2 separate regions of the Homo sapiens genome follow, and region 2 is linked to region 1. A link is an interaction called in ENCODE POLR2A ChIA-PET data of the cell type or tissue named here. Cell type or tissue: MCF 10A. All regions are shown on one strand. Links, peaks and the distances in the headings refer to the core of each region. The heading gives the core; the rest is flanking DNA. Region 1 has its middle 33 kb from the start of BHMT. Region 2 overlaps HOMER1 (homer scaffold protein 1).

Region 1 (10,406 bases), core at 1,798-6,797:
TAGTCTCCCTCAGATCTATTCTCCATAGAGTGTCCTGAATGATTCTTTTAAGAACTAAGTCATATCATGTCAGTCATCATTTCAAAACTTTGCAGTTGCCTTGTGTCACAGATCTTGAGTCATGCACTCAGATGTCCCTTCAAGGAAGGACAGGCTGCCCATCTGTGGGTTATGTGACTGCAGCCCCCAGCTGCCATCCCCTTCAATGTCAAAGCTGCAGACCCTTTGTTCAAAGTCACATCCTTCCCAGGCCAGCCTGCATCTGATGCCTGAGCAAAGCAAGGGCATAAAACCCTGGCATTCTGGCCTGACTAGCGGCAACTCTGACAGGAGATATTCTCTCCAGAACTCACCACCAGATTGGCCTAGGCATTTTTTGACCTGCATTGCAGTTCAGCTTCTACTTCTGCCCAGTCCTATCTCCTCTTCCTCTCTTTTCAAAAGTGTCAGACTGCACTGCAGTCTGAAGGGTGTCTCTGCCTACTCCTGTGCCTTCTACCTTTAATTTTCACTAGTATTTCCACTGCCCCTCCAGCAAAATCTTGCACTTCTATGTCCTTCTCAGCATGTGATTCCCAGAGGACAAAAAATGGCTCATTTTCCTTGACTGCCCTATGTGAAATAGCAACACACCCCTCTTCTATATCCTCTATCTTCATTGGGGTGCTTATTCTTCTCCATAGTGATTGTTACCACCTGCTGTGCATTTTTGGTCATATTTTATTCATTCACTCATTCATTCATTGTTTCCCCACAACATTAGAATATAAGCTCCTCAAAGGCAGGAACTTGACTTTGTTCACTTCCATACCTGAGTGCCTAGAATAATGCCTTGGGTATAGTAAGAGCTCAGTAAATATTTGATGAATGAAAAAACATGAATGCATATTTGGGAGACCCTTGCTAGAAAGAAGAAAACTTGAAAATTACAGAAACATTTCATTATTTTTTCTCAGACATCAGACTATTAGGAGCTGAAAATGTTTGTGGTTGGCTTACTTCCAAATTTGAACCTACACTCCCATTCTCTTCATTCCTACATGCACATATTTATGCTTCACATATTTGAGCACCTTATATGAGGCCTGACACTGGACTTAAGGGCTGAGAGGTACAAAGATGCCACTTGTCAGTTCCTGGATCAGTGAGGGAGACAAGCCCTCACTAAAGGACTTAAGTGCTCTAATAGACACTATGATTTGGATGTGGTTTGCTCCCACCAAAACCCATGTTGAAGTTTAATTGCCAGTGCAGCGGTCGTGGGAGGTAGGGTCTAGTGATGGTATATGGTCATGGAGGCAGATCTGTCATAAATAGATTAATGCCTTCTGGTGGGAGTGAGTGAGTTCTCGGTTTCATGGGAATGGATTAGTTCCCAAGAAAGCAAGTTGTTATAAGTGAGCCCAGCTTCTCCTATGTGTCTCTTTGCACATCCTGCTTCTGCTTTCTGCCAGTAGTTGAAGCAGCAGGAGACTCTCACCAGATGAGCTGCCTGATCTTGGACTTCCCAGCCACCAGAATCACGAGCCAAATAAACCTCTTTTATTTATAAATTACCCAGTCTCAGGTATTCCATTATAGCAACCCAAACAGACTAAGACCATAAATGCCACAAATGATGCTGTGAAGGCACAGAGAAAAGCTGCTTACACCAGCATAGTGAGGGCTGCGGTGCCCTGAGGAAGCCCAGAGAAACACTTCCATTCTGCTCACCTCTTTCTGTTCTTCAGACCCCCTAAGCTCATTCCTACCTCAGAGCCTTGGCACTGGTTGTTCCCTCTGCCTCCTGATCTTCAAGTGGTGGTACCTTCCTGTTATTCATGTCTCAGATCAAGTGTCACCCTTTCAGGGAGGCCCTCTTGAATACCTAAAGTTCTCCATCCACCCCGATCCCCTCAACCCCTAAACCTTGATTGGTTACTCTGTCAAGTAGCCTTGCTTTAGTTTTGTTGTTATTGTTGTTGTTCCCTTTTTGAGACAGGGTCTCGCTCTGTCACTCAGGCTGGAGTGCAGTGGTACAATCTTGGCTCACTGCAACCTCTGGCTCCTGAATTCAAGTGATTATCATGCCTCAGCCACCCAAGTGGCTGGAATTACAGGCACGCACCACCATGCTCAGCTAAAATTTTTTTGTGTTTTTAGTAGAGACAGAGTTTTGCCATGTTAGCCAGGCTGGTTCAAACTCCTGGCCTTATGTGATCTGCCCACCCTGGCCTCCCAAAGTGACTGGATTACAGGCATGAGCCACCGCACCAGGTACTTTTGTTCTTCATAGCACTTCACATGATCTATTTGGTTATTTAATTATTGTATACATTCTATCTCTTCCTCCCTGTGCTATAAGTCCTAAGAGGACAGGAACCTTGTTTTTCTTACTTATTGTCCCAACTCCAGTGCCTACAAGAGAGGGCTTGACACACACAAGGGACTTAATAATATTTATTGAATGATTATGTGGAAAAATGAATAAAAAGATAATGCTCCTATAGAGACATAAAGAAAGACTAGTGGCCAGGCTCAGTGGCTCATGCCTGTAATCCCAGGACTTTGGGAGGCTGAGGCAGGTGGATCACTGGAGGTCAGGAGTTTGAGATCAGCCTGGCCAACATGGTGAAACCCCATCTCTACTAAAAATACAAAAATTAGCTGGGTGTGGTGGCGGGCACCTGTAATCCCAGCTGCTTGGGAGGCTGAGGCAAGAGAATCGCTTGAACCTGGGAGGCAGAGGTTGCAGTGAGCCGAAATCATGCCACCGCACTCCAGCCTGGGCAACCAAAGCAAAACTCCGTCTCAGAAAAAGGAAAAAAAAAAAAGTGACTAGAAAGTCAAGGTGGGTGTGAGAGCAAGGCATTCCACGTTCCACATTAGGGGAAAAGCTTCTGCAAAAAAATGGTTTGCACTGCCTTTTTTTTTTTTTGGACAGAGTTTCGCTCTTCTTGCCCAGGCTGGAGTGCAGTGGCGTGATCTCAGCTCACTGCAACCTCCGCCTCCCGGGTTCAAGTGATTCTCCTGCCTCAGCCTCCCACATAGTTGGGGTTACAGGCACCCGCCACCATGCCCAGCTAATTTTTTGTATTTTTAGTAGAGATGGGGTTTCACTATGTTGACCAGGCTGGTCTTGAACTTCTGACCTCAGATGATCCACCCACCTCAGCCTCTCAAAGTGCTGGGATTATAGGCGTGAACAATCGTGCCCGGCCTGCACTGCTCTTTTTTCTTTCTTTCCTTTTTAAAATATCTTGCCCTTTCTGTGAAGATTCCAGAATGCACTACTGTTTTTTATCTCCCCAGGAGTCCCAACATCAGAAGTCTTCAGGTCTGGGTAATGGGATATGGTGATTCATTATACCATTCTCTCAACTTTTGTATCTTGAAATTTTTCATAATAAAATATTAAGGAAACAAAAGTCTTGGAGGCAAGTAAGTAATATAGATGTATGAAACAGCTCAGTTTTCAACCCAAAGGTGGAGCTGCATAAACCGGAAACAGCAGGCTCTGCATAAAAAATACTCAAATTTATTTTTTCCCCAAACTCTGGTGTGAGCTAAACACACCAGAGCCTGAATTCAGCCAGTTTGTGACCCCTGAACACCATAGGCTAAGACATGGATCCCAAATAATCTATTCACTCTATTCTGAAAAATGTTTACACAGAAATCCTCAACCATCTGGAGACCAAACCTCAGTAATATTGAAGAAACAATTTATTACATATTTTCACATAGCTAAAAGGGCAGATTTTGAATATTCCCAACACAAAGAAATAATAAATGTTTGAGGTGATGGGTATATTAATTACCTGATTTGATCATTATGCATTGCATATATGTATCAAAATATCACACTGTACACCATAAATATGTACAATTATGACTCAATTTAAAATAATAGCCAGGCACAGCAGCTCATGCCTGTAATCCCAGCATTCTGGGAGGCCAAGATGGGTGGATCACTTGAGTCCAGCAGTTCAAGACCAGCCTGGGAAACATGGTGAAACACTGTCTTTACCAAAAAAAAATTTAAAAATTTGAAATTGTTGGGTGTGGTGGTATGTGCCTGTAGTCCCGGCTACTCAGGAGGCTGAGGTGGGAGGACTGCTTAAGCCTGGGAGGCAGAAGTCACAGTGAGCCAAGATTGAGCCACTGTACTCCAGCTTGGGTGACTGAGCAAGACCTTGTCTCAAAATAATAATAAAAGAAAATAATAATATTAAAGAGTACCTCTATTTTCCAGAACCTCACTTCTGTTATGGCTCTGTTTTATGGCAGACTGCTCATTTTCTTACCTTCTCCAAAACTCCCCACAGGCAAAGGAGTTGGCTGCAGCTCTTCCATGCTCCCACTGCAACTTCCAACCATTCCTCTTCCACCCCCTGCACCACCCCATCAAAAGCCTCTTCTCTGAGGATCATCTCTTAACAATAGCCCACCTTCTTCCTGTCCTTGTTCTTTCAACCTTCTGCCTCCATGTCTCTCCACCACAGTCAGCAAAAGCTTGAACACCTCCTTACGAATTCTATCAACCCCAGCCATCAATCCCAGAGAACTCCAAACACCCACGAAGGTGACCCAGTCTGAAGCTGTCTTAGCAGCCACTTTGTCTCCCTCCCAGCTCACCTCAACTGCCCCCACTCCCTGCTAAGCCACACCTGAAATTCATAATGACCTTCCACCCTGAAATCCCACTCTCAGAGGCAGCCTCCCTCCTGAATCCAGGCCTCAATGAGTCCTACTACATCCGGGATCCCCAATCCCTTCGCCTTTCATTCTTTTTTCAATCTATCAGCCCCAATCTAACTTCACTTCTTTTCCTGATGTACTGCTTTGGTTTGCAACCTTAGCTAAATATTAGAATCACCTGGGGAGCTTTCATGACTCAGGATGACTAAGCTGGCTTAATCAATTACGTCAGATGCTCTGGGGGAAGGGCTCAATCAGCAGGGCTTTTAAGGCTCCCCCCAGTTGATTCCAACATGCAGTCACGGTGGAGAACCACTCAGTGCCCTGCAACCTAGATTCCATGGTTCATCACTTTAACCAATTTCCAGTGCACCTTCACTTCCTCATTCTTTTCTTCTCTGCCACATACTCCCCAAAAGCCCCTCAGCCTTGGAGCAATCCTGCTGCATACTTTCTCTATTCCTATAAGGAAGCTGCTGAATTCTGATGGAGGAAAATCACCAAACCATTAGCTTTCTCATGAGAATGAGTCTTACATAAGGCACTAACATAGTGGGATTTGAAGAATACCACCAATTCAAGATCATTCCTTTGCAACACACATTGACATCTAGCTCCTTATTGAGAGCTAGTCCTACCCCTATTGTTACCAGAATAGTGCAGTTAGTTCTGCATTGAGAAAAAATTATGAAATTCTCAGAGCTAAAATAAAGAGGGCCCAGTTGCTAACTAGAGACTCCTGTACTTCCAGGAGAGACTAGACTGGTTTGCCAGGTAATATTATGAAAATGTCTAAAGGAGAACTTTCCCCTTTGGGGGCAAAGATAAGGTTTGATAAGAGACCCCAGTCCCTGGATTGGGCCTCTTCTTCAAAACTAAGGGAGAGGAACTCAACGGAACCAAACCAAGGTTACAGGTTTCAGGGAAGAGGGAAGCCTTTCCCCTGGTCCCTGCTTGCATGACCTGTGAACACTGTTCTTGCCTATCTACCTCGAGCTACCAGCAGGAGAAGGAACATTGAGGCCAAAAGTGGAATGGTATGATCAGAAAAAGAGGGGCCAGATAACACCCCCTCAAATTCCCAGTTTCTTGAAAGTAGAGAACACGAGGCTGCTTCCTCCCCAGAAGCCCCATAGTTGGAATCCTGGAAAGTATGTGAGATTGGAGGCCATGGCCTTGTCAAAGCCATCACGGCATGAGGCAAAGAGGCTCTGGCCTTAGAAGAAGGTGGTTCCACCAGCTGGAAGCCCTAAAGCCCTAAAGGGAATCAAACCCAAAGAGTACCAGAGGTAGTCTCTCAAAGGTCTACCTCTGGTTTGCAACCTATCTAAGTCTCTCAAAGGTCTACCTCTGGTTTGCAACCTATCTAAGTCTCTCAAAGGTCTACCTCTGGTACTCTTTGGGTTTGATTCCCTTTAGGGCTTCCATCCTTGTCTCTCAGAGACAATGAGCCCCACAGCAATGCTGACTGCAATTCCACCTCAGGAGGTATCTTTTCCTTTTCCCTCCTCCCTCTCCCCATGCTAGAAGGGTACACGATGGAAAAGGGTGGGCTCTTGTGAGAGAACAGCACACACCCTACCCCTCTCTCACTCACACATACAAACACAAAATCACACACAGTCACCGAGGCTACAAACCTGGTATGTACTGAAGGAAAAGGGAGAACTTTAAATCAAACATGAACTTGAAGTTTAAAATGGAATCAGGATTTGTGGAGAAAGAATCTGATTGTCACTTTGGGTCAGATGTTCACTCCTAGTACAATCCACCATGGCCAGGGCTGGGTTATCTAGTGTCAAAATGGCTACCCGGTAGCCACCCCATGAAGGAGGGAGTCAGGCTTAAAAGACAGGCAGAGAGATGGTAAGTATGGCAGCCACCTCAGAGGTGGTTTTCCAGGAGTTTCTTTTCTTCCTGATCAGAAATTGGGACAAATTGGGAATGCTGAGCTTCTGAGAAGCTAAGTAATGCTGCAGGTAGAAAGGAATAAAGAAGCAAGACAAAGAAAGGGAAGCTGAAAGATACCCTTCACTTATGTAAATTTAGCCAGCCCAAGCTTATTCCTTTTTGGTTAACAGATTTCCTCCTGTAACTTCCACATTTTTATCTGCAGGTTTCTCCATTTATTATATACTTTATATGGCCCCACAGAAATCATCTTTGACTAATATATTACTAGAGCGACATATGACTATATTACAAGCTAAAAGAAAAAAACAACACAGGGTCAATAAACTATCTGGAGGAACATTGCAAAGCTTGGAAAAACTAAAAATGATTGCCAAGACACACATAAGAAGAAACAGGGAAAAAAAGCACAAATATCTTAAGGGTATAGGACAAGAATTGGGAATTCTGTCACATCTATGCCTGGAAAATAAGGGTGGTACACAGCACAACATGAAACTTGTATGATTACAGAAAACCGTCTCCAGGTGACTGCCCAGAGGTATTCACCTGTCGGAAACATATGACTGTCAAGATGAATCAGAGCTGTGTAAATTAACCAGTGGGTACAGTGTAGGCAGAAATATGTTTTAGAGAGAAAGGCTGTAGCCTTGGATTTGTGGGCAGGAGTAGGCATGCAGAGAATGAAAAACAGAACTAGGAAAGAGAACAAAACAAATTCCTAATTCTTTTCTTCAACTGCTTGTGCAATTCAGTAGCTGGGCTTAAGTTTCCAAACAGGATAAGAGATGGAAAGTAATGACATCACCTAAAGTATTAACATAACCTAAAGAATGGCTTAAATATTTTTGCATGTGAAAGGAAGTATAATCGGGAATAATGACTTTTTTTTTTCTTTTCCTTTTTTTGAGACAGAGTTTTGCTCTGTTGCCCAGGCTGGAGTCCAGTGGCATGATCTCAGCTCACTGCAACCTTCGCCTCCTGGGTTCATGCAATTCTCCTGCCTCAGCCTCCCAAGTGGCTGGGGATTACAGACGTGTGCCACCACACCCAGCTAATTTTTGTATTTTTAGTAGAGATGGGGTTTCACCATTTTGGTTAGGCTAGTCTCGAACTCCTGACCTCAAGTGATCCACCCACCTTGGCCTCTCAAAGTGCTGGCATTACAGGTGTGAACCACCGCACCCAGCCCTAATGACATTTATTTTGAGCAAAATTTTAAACTGTTTCCTTAAGCACACTCAGGACTGGATCCATAAAACCAGGTAGAGTGATTAACAAGCCTGCTCTCCAGTTCCTCAGCTTTATTTATGTTTCCAAATTGTAATAACCCTACTTAATGATTAAGAGCAAAAAATAGGATCCAAGTCAGTGTAAAGTGCATATTAAAATATTTTTCTTGCTAGATCATTATGTTTCTAGGAAACTTTTGGATTTCCTGGAACTATTTTGTATAATTTTTTAAAAATCTACAATAAATCTTACATGACAGATTCTGCTAATGAAAGAGATGGGAAAATGTTTGAATACACAGAAAGCTTTCTGGAAGTAAGACCTATGACTCCATTGAATAGTAAAAGGAAGGAAGAAATATTTTTAAAGATATTTAGCATTAGAGTGGCCTAAATGTTGTAAATAAACCCGTACTTTTGAGAATAACCTGTTTTGGCAAAAACGTAATTTCTTTTTTCCTTTTTTTTTTTTTAGACAAGATATTGCTGAGATGTTGCCCAGATTGGTCTCAAGCTCCCAAGTTCAAGCAATCCTCTGAATCCTCTGGCCTCAGCCTTCCAAGTAACTGAGATTACAGGCATGTGTCATGGTGCCCAATTTATCAATGCGATGTGTCTACAAGTGGAGTGGCACATTCAAATATTTGTTGCTGTTGTCATTTGTCCATTCATTTGTTGACTCAGTAGCATTAACTGAGTGTCTATTCCAATGTGCAGACACTATGCCAGGTGCTCGGGTGGAAGGAGGAATAAAAATAATGGTCATAATAACTACCATTTCCTGAGTGCTTATTACATGACTATCTCCTCAAACCTCACAACAAGAGAATGGCTACGTATTATTATTTACATTTTCCAGAAGAGGAAACTGAGACTTGCCTGAACCCACCTAAACCAGAAGGATAGAGCAAGAGTGAAGCCAGAGGTGGGCCCAGCATCTGCTGCTCCTTTTTGTTTTTTTGAGATGGAGTTTCACTCTTGCTGCCCAGGCTGGTGTGCAATGGTGAGGTCCCGGCTCACTGCAACCTCCACCTCCCGGGTTCAAGCAATTATCCTGCCTCGGCCTCCCAAGTTACTGGGATTACAGGAGCGTGTAATACCTGGCTAATTTTTGTATTTTTAGTAGAGACAGGGTTTCACCATGTTGGCCAGGCTGGTCACGAACTCCTGACCTCAAGTGATCTGTCCGCCTCGGCCTCCTAAAGTGCTGGGATTACGGGCGTGATCCACCGCACCTGGTCTGCTGCTCTTAATCACTATATGCACACCTTCCTGCAAGAAGCTAATTAGTGTAGAATTTATTTCAAAATCTCTAGGAGCCAATATATTCTTGGCACATAGCAGATTCAATAAATATTTGCTAAATGAATGGAAACTGAGTTGCCAAATTTGTATTTTAATTTTGGCTTGTGTAAAACAATGTGTTACCTACTTGCTCTGGTGGATGTGATTGTAAATAATTACAATCTTGCCAATTGCTTGCAAATATTGTGTTGGTCACATGTAAAAGTCTTGCTACAGAAGCCAGGCCTGAAGCACCTGATTAAATAGGTCTGAATAGTATGTTGCAGAATTTAGAAGTGGGTGTATTATGATTCCAGAGCTTAGCACTCCTCTCCCTCAGCAGATTATTCATATTTTAGTTTGGTTGAAGTTACTGGAGCTATACAAGCTGATTGAAATTAAGCATTTCATTTATTTATATATTTTAAAGAAAAACACTAATTTCTATCAGAGTGAAGGGCTAGGAAAGGTTTGTGACCTAGGGACGCTTACGTCCCTTTCCAGGTCTGCGATGGGCTAGTGGTGCGTGCCCCTCTACACCTGATTCTGAAATAGGTTCGGAATGAACAGCCTTCCAGCTGCCTGTGTGACTCTAAGACTCTCCTCTGGGGTACACAGACAGAGGTTATTGAAAGGGAATCTATTTCCATTTGGAAGGACTGTTTCCTACGATTAATCTGCCTGAAAACACACCTATGGTCCAGGTGTTGTGTGGGTTTTCTCACCCACCTTTTCTTTAAGGACCACTTCCCACCATTTAAAAAATAAAAACAAAACAAAACAAAAAACACCTTCCACTCACCCCAAATCTTTCTATGGCACCTCAATGTAAAACCTGGGATTGCCTTGAGAGGTAAAAACCCTGAGGTAACACACACGGGCAGAATCCTAAATACTGGTGCTGAGAAAGTGAATGACTTTAACGATTGATTAAATCTTCTTTTTTCTAGATGTGGTCTCGTTCTGTTGCAGTGGCACAATCATAGCTCACTATAACCTCGAACTCTTAGGCTCAAGCAATCCTCTCACCCAGCCTCCCTAGTTGCTAGGACTACAGGTATGTACAACCATGCCATGCTAATTTTTAAATTTTCTTTGTAGAGACAGGGTCTCACTAGGTTGCCCAGACTGGTTAAATAATCTTTTTGCAAGTCAGGTTTTTCCCAGTTATTTGCTCTCAATATAATTGAAGCAGGACATGTTAGCTGATGGAGCATTAGTTATAATTCTTGGTGATATATCATTGAATTATTTCTGATGTAAACTTTGGCATGAGTTCAGAGAATTGAGCAATGTTAT
Region 2 (10,406 bases), core at 1,890-6,889, 340 kb after region 1:
ACTTTTCACTACTTATAGAAACTAAACTTAAATTTCTTCTTTGCTTCTGAATAACTCAATGACCAACTCAAAATCTCATAAATTATAAATCTTTGTTAGTGTCATGCTGGCAAAATACATTCTATTTTCTCACTCTAAGACAGCCATATGCCCATGTAAGTTATTATACCTTTATGTAAATATTAGAAAATATTTTATTTCTTTGATTAGGCCAGGCCCTTCTAAAATCTGAGAATTTTAACTTTGCTCATGCAAACAAACTTTTCATAACTGAAAACCCACAAGTATGAAACATGGTCTCATTATCTTATTCACTCCTTCAATATTTATTGACTGTCTACTCTTGTATCTTGTGTTAGACACAATGGCAAGTAAAGCAGATAGTTCCTAGCCTTGTCAAATTAATGGTCTAGTGGGGAGGGGAGGCAGACTACTAAATAATCAACTTACAATGTGTGATGTGTCATGAAAGAATGATGCAAAGAAACAGGAGTACAAAAAGATACTCTTCAACCATCACAATGCTTTATTTGCCCCATATAAAGCAATAGTCTATGTAAGTGATTACTAATCATTTATGATACAGATCTATCTAAAACACATTTACATTTCATACTTTCCATCTTCTTAATTGCTTTTTCTTTCATCACTTAGGTATGGGATGATTACTGGGCAGCACTTTCAGAGTCTCCAAATAAACACTCTCATAGCACCAGTTATCTCTCCTCACGACACGTGTCACAATTACAACTTTATTTTTAACTGTGATATTTTAAGAGTCTACCCCCAGACATTTATGGAGTACCAGATCTATCCTTCCACCTTAAATAACTAAAACACTAGACAAAATATAAGAAACAAGTTTTCAGACACTGCACAATAAATAGCATGGCACCGTGATCTCTGAGAGGCAGGAAACAACCTTGCTCTACACATATTCTTGCTTACTGGAGAGAGCTCCAGACCACAGCACAGGGAAGGGAGCCATAACAGAGCCCTGAGTTTAAGACAAAGTTGAAAATTTGGAGAGGTAAGGCAGCTAGAATTTGCAGGACAGAGTATTAAAGAGGAGGGAGCTGAACACAGGTGAGCTGCACAGAAAAAGCACTTGAAATCTATAGAGGATTCCTCTCATGTTTTCAGCTAAGTAGTGATCAGTACATACCTTTGTCAAGACAGTCTAAGTCCAGAGAAGAGCCACTAGGAAGAGCAAGTAGAACAATCCCCAGGACTCACATAAAACCAGAAACAGTTCATGTTCATTCAGCCAGAAGGGAGAGCACATGGGACATTGGGTAAAGTTTCCATAAAGGCATCTCCTCAGTAATGAGCTAAAATTAGCTGTACAGTAAAAGGCTGCTCTGGTCCCACACAACACAGCTTAAAAGTAAGCTTTGAAAAGATCATACTGTTTCCAATCAACTTCACTGAGTCTCAGAACAAAGCTCAAGAATATTTAAAAGAATATAAGTCTGGGCACGGTGGCTCACACCTGTAATACCAGCATTTTGGGAGGCCAAGGCAGGCAGATCACTTGAGCCCAGGAATTCAAGACAAGCCTGGGCAACATGGTGAAACCCCATCTCTCCTAAAAATACAAAAAATTAGCTGGGCATGGTGGTGTGTACATGTAGTCCCAGCTACTTGGGAGGCTGAGGTGGGAGGACCACTTGAGTCCAGGAAGTTGAGGCTGCAGTGAGCCATGGTACACCACTGCACTCCAGCCTGGGCAACAAGAGTGACACCCTGTCTCAAAAAAATAAAAAATAATAGAATACAAAAATAGCACCCAATAAGATAAAATCCTAAATATCTAACATTCAGTGGATAAGTAAAACATAACCCATAATGAGCAGGAAATTCAATAAACAGAAACACACCCAGAAATGACATAGATGATAGAACAGGTAGACAAGAACATTAAGATAGTTATTAAAACTACAGTCTACATGTTCAATAAGGTAGACGAAGACATAAGCAGTTACACTTGAACGTATTAAAAAGCCCCAAATCAATTTTCTAGAGATGAAAATGTCTGGATGAAATAAAAAGCAGATAAGGCATTACAGAAAAAAAAGGAAACCAGTTAATTTGATAAGATAGAAATCAAAACTATCCAAAATGAAGCACAGAAAAAAACCCTGAAAAAAAAATATAGTACTAATGTGATTGATTACTGTGGGATAACTTCAAGCAACCTAATATGCATGCAACTGAAGTCCTCAAAAGTGGGAAGGATTAAAAATAATTGGGCCAGGTGGTAGCTCATACCTGTAATCCCAGAACTTTTGGAAGCTCAGGTGGGAGAATCTTGAGGCCAGGAGTTCAAGACCAGTCTGGGCAACATGGCAAGACCCTGTCTCTAAAAAAATATTAAAAAAAAAAAAATAGCTGGACATGGTGGCTCACACCTGTGGTCCCAGCTACTCAAGAGGCCGAGGTGGAAGAACTGCTTGAGCCCAGGAGGTTGAGGCTGCAGTGAGCCGTGATCATGCCACTGCACTCCAGCCTCGACAACAGGTCAAGAGCTGTTTCCAAAATAAATTATTTTAAGAATTTTGCTTGAAAAAATGTCCAAATCTGATACTACTATAAAGCCATAGATCTGAGAAGTTCAACAAACCACAAGCGCAAAAAAAAAATTAAGAAAACTATGCCAAGGGCAAAGGGACATCATAATTAAATTACTTAAAGCCAATGATAAAACCTTAAGCACAGTCTTGGGTTATGGAGCATATTACATACAATTGAAAATAAGAATGGCAGTTGACTTCTCATTGGAAACAATGCAAACCAGAAGAAGACAGAATATCTATAAAGTATAGAAAGAAAAAAAACTTGTCAACCTAACGATTTTCTACCCAGCAAAAAACATCTTTCATCTTTCAGAATTTACCCAAGTGAATTTAGGGTAATGAAAATGTCTTAGAACTACATAGAGGTGATGGTTACATAACACTGTGAATGTACTAAATGCACTGAATTGCACTTTTGAATGGTTAATGGTTTATGTTATGTGAATTTTACCTTAAAAAAAAAAAACTCTTAAAAACAGGAGAGTGGAATAAAGATTTTCTCAGACATACAAAAGCTGAAAGAATCCATCATTAGTGGACCTGACTATGAGAAAATGTTAAAGAAAAGTTTTAGGAAGAAGAAAATGATTCCATATAGATATCTGGATCTACTCAAAGGAATGAAGAGCACCAAAAGGGGTAAATATGCAGGTAAATACATATATATTTTAATTGCAAAAGTCTCTTTAAAAGATAATTGACCGTTTAAGTAAAAAAAAAAAAAAAAAGTGGCCGGGTGTGGTGGCTCACGCCGGTAATCCCAGCACTTTGGGAGGCCGAGGTGGGTGGATCACCTGAGGTCAGGAGTTCAAGACCACAGTGGCCAACATGGTAAAACCCCGTCTCTACTAAAAATACAAAATTAGCCGGGTGTGGTGGTGGGTGCATGTAATCTCGGGAGGCTGAAGCAGGAGAGTTGCTTGAACCTGGGAGGCAGAGGTTGCAATGAGCCAAGATCATGCCACTGCACTCCAGCCTGGGCAACAGAGCAAGACTCCATCTCAAAAAAAAAAAAAAAAAAAGTGGGGTTTATAACATTAGGATTAAATATATAACAATAACAAAGGCAGGGAGATAAAACTGTATTATTGTAAGGTTCTTATTATATATGAAGTAGTAAAATGGATCACCTAAAGGTAGACTGTGATAAGTTAAAGATGTATACTATAAACCCTAAAGAATCATTTAAAAAGAAAAGGTATAGTTAGTAAGCTAACAAAAGAGATGAAATAAATCATAAAAAAACACTCAATCTAAAGTAATGCAAAAGAGAAAAGAAGGAGAGGAATAAAGAACAGATGGAACAAACAGAACATACATAAGATGGTAGACTTAAACCCAATCATATCAATAATATTAAATGTACATGATCTAAACACCCACAATTAAAAGGCAGAGATTAGCTAGGTGCCATGGCATTTGCCTGTAGTCCCAGCTACCTGGGAGGCTGAGGTGAGCTCAGGAATTTGAAGTCCAGCCTAGGCAACACTGCAAGACCCTGTCTCTTAGAAAATAAATTAAAAAAATAAAAAATAAAAGGCAGAAATTGTCAGATTGTATATAAAGCAACAACCTATATGATGCTTATAAGAAAACCATTTTGAAGACCACCTTAAAAATCATTTTAAATATAAAGACACCTATAGGTTAAAAGAGGATGAAAAAAGATATACCTCGCAAATATCAATCATAAGGTCTGCCCCATCCCCAGAATGAAATCTCCATGAAGGCAGGGGCCATGTGCATTTTGTTCACCTTGTGTCTCCAACAATCAGCAAGACTGCACACAATATCTGTTAAGTGAATGAAATTCTTTTAAAATGTATGGGACCTTCTACCCCACATTACTACAATTCCCAGGCTACAATGTCATCATTGCTCAAGGTTTTGAAAAAGTATTTCCTGAGGCCAACAACAGCTGTTCTCTTTGCTATTATCTATACCTCACTTCCGAAAGTCTATTCTCTTTTCCCTGCCCAGTCTGCTGGGGGCTGAGAAACCTGATAACCAATCTTGTTAGAACTGTGTCAAAAGTAAAACAAAACAAAACAAAACAAAACAAAACAAAACAAAAACACTAGTACTGAGTGAAGGTGTGTTTTGCTTTCCCTGAGTAAAGTAAATATATTTGGCTATTCCCTGAGAGTACTAAACATTTCTTAGTTATCATGCTTTCTTCTCAACAAAAATATTTTGAGGACCAGCTAGAAGCTTCTTGCCACGCACGGGGTGATAGAGGAATAGAAAACAGATTTGTGGGTTTGGGTTTTTAAAGTATGGGGAGGGTAAGTAGAAATTCAGCTATTCCAACTGAGTTCTCCTCCCACCCCAACATTTTTACATATGTTTTTCTTCATCGCATCCTCACCCTAAGCTAAAGAGTAAGGCATGAACTTTAAGGAGTTAAAGGACTGACTCCTGGTGTTTCTGTGTATTTGTTCCATTTTTTTCCACAAAGTTTGGAACACGCTTTCCTTAGTGCGAATGTAATACATGATATTTAGATTTGTAAGTAACAACACATTTTAACATTTCAACAGGTCCAATGCTAGGTACTTAGTACATGACAGGTCATAACACCCATGGACTTTAAAAAATTACAAACTGTGGTAAGTGTTACCAAGGAAAATGAAGAGCTATGAGAAAGAGAGCAAACAAAGGCAATGGAAAAAGAGGGACCTAATTGAAGTTGGTTAGTTTGCTAAAGAGTGGGAATCTGACAGATGATAGTGTTTCAGGTTCAGGCAACAGCATGTGTATGGCAAAGTACATTCCCCAAAGATGGCTGCAACAGTATCTCCTGTCCCTCTTTTAGAACACCTTGTTATTTCCCTATCAAGAGGTAGAGTCCATGTGCTCTCTCCCCTTAAGCCTGAGTGGGCCTTTGTGACTGCCTGAACCAAAATAATGAGGCAAAAGTAACACTGTGTACTTCTTGAGTCTACATTGTATTAGGCCATTCAGCTTCTGCCTGCTTCTCTTAGGATACTCACTCTTAGAACCCAGCCACCATGCTGTAAGGACAAGCAGCCTGTGGAGAGGAATCAAGAGGAATCAAGACCTCCACCCTAGTTGACTTCCTGGCCAAGAGTAAAGACTATCTTGCCAACCACATGAGTGACCCGTTTAAAAGTAAACCCCACAGCCCTCAGTTAAGCCACCCCAGCCAATGCCATATGGAACAGAGATGAGCTCTCTCTCACAAACTCTGCCAAAATTGCACATTTGTAAGCTAAACAATTGTTTTTTTAAGCCACTAAATTTTGGGATGGTTTGTCATGTTGCAAGAGAGACAATGAGAACAATGTGCAAAGATCTTGAGGCTGGCAAGAGCTTGTCAGGTCCAGAAACTGCAAAGTACAGTGTAGCTGAACACAGACATAAAAAACAAAGCATCAACGCCAGCAGCAACCACAACAGCTAACATTAGGTATTTGTTATGTTATACAGGCATTGTTGTAGGTGATTGATATTCATTATTTAATCATCACAATATTGCTATTGATATGTGTTAATCATCACAATCCTATTGGTAAATACTATTAGAACATCAATTTTTGATATGAAAAAATGGAGGGACAGAGCAGTTTAGTGACCTACCCAAGATCACACCCCAACCCCAGTCTAGTACAAGAGCCCAAGCTATTAACAATAATGCCACATTGCCTCTCAAAGGACAGAATGGCATAAAATGAGGTTTAGAAAGCCAGATAAACCCCAGGTTATGCAGATTCCTATAGACTATGGTAGGAAGTTTAGATGTCAGTTTACAAGCAATGGAACACTATTGAGTTTTAAGCAAGGTAGGTAGTATGTAATCCATTTTATATTTAAAAGATCATTCTCGCTGCATACAGAGAACGTATCAGAAGGCAATAACATTTGACAGCAAAGTACCCTTTGAGAATAAAATTAGAAGACCCAAAATGTAATAGTTCATTGAAAGAATACATTTTGGCCAGGCACAGTGGCTCATGCCTGTAATGCCAGCACTTTGGGAGGCTGAGGTGGGAGGATCACAAGGTCAAGAGATCAAAACCATCCTGGTCAACATGACGAAACCCCGTCTCTACTAAAAATACAAAAATTAGCCAAGCGTGGTGGCGCACGCCTGTAGTCCCAGCTACTCAGGAGGCTGAGGCAGGAGAATCGCTTGAACCCGGGAGGCAGAGGTTGCAGTGAGCCGAGACAGCACCACTGCACCCCTGCCTGGTGACAGAGTGAAACTCCATCTCAAAAAAGAAAGAAAGAAGGAAAGAATACGTTTCATAATGGCTGGATCAAGCTAATAACACTGAACTCCATGATCAACTTGAACATACAAAAAGAGAAATGGCAAGACAGACATTGCTATGTGCCTCCCTGTGTAACGCAACAGGCAAGAAGCATACCACACCACCCATGACATAGCTTGGGAGGAAAAAAAGTAAAACCTGAATCTCAGCATGCCGAGATCTAGCAACAAGTTCACCACAAACAGAACAGAGGAACATTTTAAAGGATACCATGAGTCTGCCAAATAAAGATTGTGAAAAATTCTACAGGACAAATTGGGTAAATAAACAGCAAGAAAAGGAGGGGAAGGAGGCTGTTATAGACTGAAAGAGATCCACAAACATAACAACCAAATATAATGTGTGGACCATGTTTGAAAGCTGATTTGAATAATCCAATAGTAAAAAAGACATTGATGAGGCAACTGGGGAACTGTGATCACTTATTAGATATTAAGGAATTATTAAGTGATTTTTCTGATATGATAATGGTACTGAAGATGTGTTAAGAGTCCTTATTTCTTAGTAATACACAGTCATATATTTACAGGTAAAATTATATGATACCTGGAATTTACTTTAAAATAATCTAGAGAGGTGCAGGCAGTACAGACAAAACAATATGAGCCACATGTTAATAATTGTTGAAGCCAGGTGATGAATGTATAGGGGTTAATTATACAATCCTCCTTAGGTTTTTGTATACTTAAAACTTTCTGTACACTTAATACAAAGTTTAAATTTAAAACATTTTTAGAAGTCTGTTTAAGCTCCCAAAATCCAACTAAGGTGAGGCTGTAAAACTCCAGCAGGAATGACAGGCTAATGACTAAGTATAAAACCTCCTCCAGGGTTTTGCTGTCTGCTTTTAAGAACATGCAACCCGAAAGCAGACAACTATGTAAGTTAGAACAGGGGATTTATGAGAGGTGATTAGGCAGTGCCTTTAGCACTCTCTAGAAGAGAAGGGGTCCTGACGCAGCTAAGTGGTAGGTCACGATTGATGCAGGAGATTAATGCAGTACCAGATACCCAATCCACTATCCTTTTCCTCAAGCAAGCTTCTGATTACAATCTGGATTCCACTGTGGCATTTGTTTTCCTATGTGAGAATACATTTTTAATGACTTATTAATAAACTTCCATTCTAGTTTATACATCAGTCTCTTTGAGTTTTAGTATGGTAAACCAGTTCTTAAGAGCCCCAAATCAAACATCTTAAATAAGCAATTGGTAAGCTAAAAAGCCCAGACTGGGCAATCTGCTGACCATACCAAAATGCTGTCAGCTTTTCACCATGGACCTTTTTCTTACTGTACATCCTTCACATAGGTAATAGAGCTATTTAATGTTATTTTAAAATGCACTTATAATAAATAGAAAATAAATTTCTAACAATAATAGTTACCATTCATTGAGTAGCTATTAGTACATCAGGCACTAGACCCTTTGTATACATTTTACCTAAATCTTAAAGCTAGATGGGGCACATATTCTCATTTCACAGATGAGGAAAATGATGTTAAGTGACCTATTCAAGATCACACAGCCAAGATGAGGATGGAGCCAGAATTCAAACCTAGATCTGATGGTAAGCCAAACAGCCTCTTAAAATGTTGTAGACTAAATAGATTCCTGTGGTTTCACATTGTTACCAAACCCAAAATATAATCTCTATGAGAACATGTTTAATAATTTGAGTACCTAGTGAATGCCAGGCATTCTGTTAAGAGCTGTGGGGAATACACAAAGAAGAAACATACACAGACTCTATTCTCAAAGACAGTTCATCTAAAAAAAATCTTGTTAATAGAAGATAATTACAATATGAGTGGAAAGTAATAAATGCCATGGGGAGGTAATATATAGCACTATGAGGATTCAGGAGAGAGAGAGATTTCAAAATACGTTCAAGAAACAAACTCATAAAACAGCCAATTTTTAGTTTGACACCGTACCAATGGATTACTGTACTAAGTGGTGGACATTTCTATTTCTAAAGGAAAGAAGAATACACGGCCAAGCAACAGAAGGCTAGGCTCTACCATCAGCTAGCATTGAGACTTTGGGCAAAGTCCTCAGTTGCCTCATTTAAAAATAACACAGGCATCACACCTGTAATCTCAGTTACTTGGGAGGCTGAGGCAGGAGAATTGCTTGAACCCAGGAGGCGGAGGTTGCAGTGAGCCGAGATTGCGCCACTGTACTCCAGCCTGGGCGACAGAGCAAGACTCCATCTCAAAAATAAATAAATAAAAATAAAAATAAATCAATAACACAGGCACCAATTTACAAGAGGCCATTCTGTACTTGAAAACAAAAATAAAACATTAAAAAAATTTAAAGGGCAGAATCTCTAAGGTTCTTTCCTTCATCTACATGAAAAATCTACTTTAAAATGTTGATATATGATTATAGTAATTTTCTCTTCTATTCAACTTAGACTACAACATTCAAAATTACTAAAAGAGAAAAACAGTCCCTCTGGTGTCAAATTAGTACACTTATTGCATAGATGCTACATTTTTTAGGTGAACCGAAATTTCACTCTGATGCTTAGAATCCTCCAGAGATTCCCAAGATCTATAAAGACTGACTCATAGAGGGGACATATGAAGTTCCCTGGCACAACTTGACTTGTAACCTCTAGCAGAAACTGGCTAGGTAAGAGGTCTAGGTTGCATCCCTGTACTCAGCCTGAGGCAGCTAAAGGTCAAGGTGATGTCAATCACTGCAAATATAACCTACAAGAAAATGCTATCTTACCAGGGCAGGGATTTTCTATTAAGTCCACTGCTGTCATACTTCCAACATTTAGAAGAGTGCCAGGCACACAGTAATTACTCAGTAGACATTTGTTAAATGAATTTATAGACAAGGCAATCCATGCCCTCATGATACTTAGTCTAAACTAATGCTACCATAAGAATTTAGAAACATATTTTTAGGTAATATGAGCTTCTTTTATTTATTTTTTTTATTAACTGTTCATATCTTAAACCCCAGTCTGAATAAATTGACAATACCTGACCTTAAAGTTTCCCATAACTGGTAAACAGGTTTAATAAATAAGACCAAATCAGATATTTAAATACTTTTCTGTACTTTAACCAATAAGATGGCTTATACAGAAGAGTTTTCATAAAAACAATATTACTTAAGTGTATCTTATAAAATTTATAACAGTAGAATTAATGATTACTCATCATAAATAATATTTAAAACTCAAATTGCTTACTGAGAAGTAATATTTTCATGGCTCCATCACAGCCCCTAAAATCAGCATAATATTTCAAAAGAATCAATGAAGTCAGAACATTAAATAGACAAGCTTGTTGAGCATAGTGGCTCATGTCTGTAATCCCAGCACTTTGGAAAGCCAAGGTGGAGGGATCACTTGAGGCCAGGAGTTTGATTCCAGCCTGGCCAGTATAGCAAGACCCCATCTCTACCAAAAAAAAAAACAAAAAAAAAAACCATAAAAAAATTAGCCAGGCATGGTGACACAAAAGCCTGTAGAACCAGCTACTTGGAAGGCTGAGGCAGAAGAATCCCT

The links. Peaks named below come from ENCODE experiments on the same cell type or tissue, not always from the same donor. Only the 100,000 strongest peaks of a DNase experiment are listed, where the experiment ranks them.
Region 2: POLR2A ChIA-PET joins it to region 1 with 6 read pairs; 3 of 35 experiments call an interaction of 5 or more read pairs at or near these places.

The regions. Positions count from the first base shown.
Region 1 is chr5:79,139,263-79,149,668 of GRCh38, forward strand. No RefSeq gene overlaps it. Among named protein-coding and RNA genes, the nearest start is that of BHMT, 33 kb to the left of the region's middle. In MCF 10A, for the core only: no CTCF peak of the experiment used is centred there; a DNase peak (open chromatin) is centred at 4,899.
Region 2 is chr5:79,480,467-79,490,872 of GRCh38, forward strand. The region is part of intron 1 of HOMER1 (homer scaffold protein 1); the gene reads right to left. All of the region lies in intron 2 of LOC107986426 (a long non-coding RNA gene), which reads right to left. Among named protein-coding and RNA genes, the nearest start is that of HOMER1, 28 kb to the right of the region's middle. RefSeq lists an enhancer at 4,780-5,074. In MCF 10A, for the core only: no CTCF peak of the experiment used is centred there; no DNase peak of the experiment used is centred there.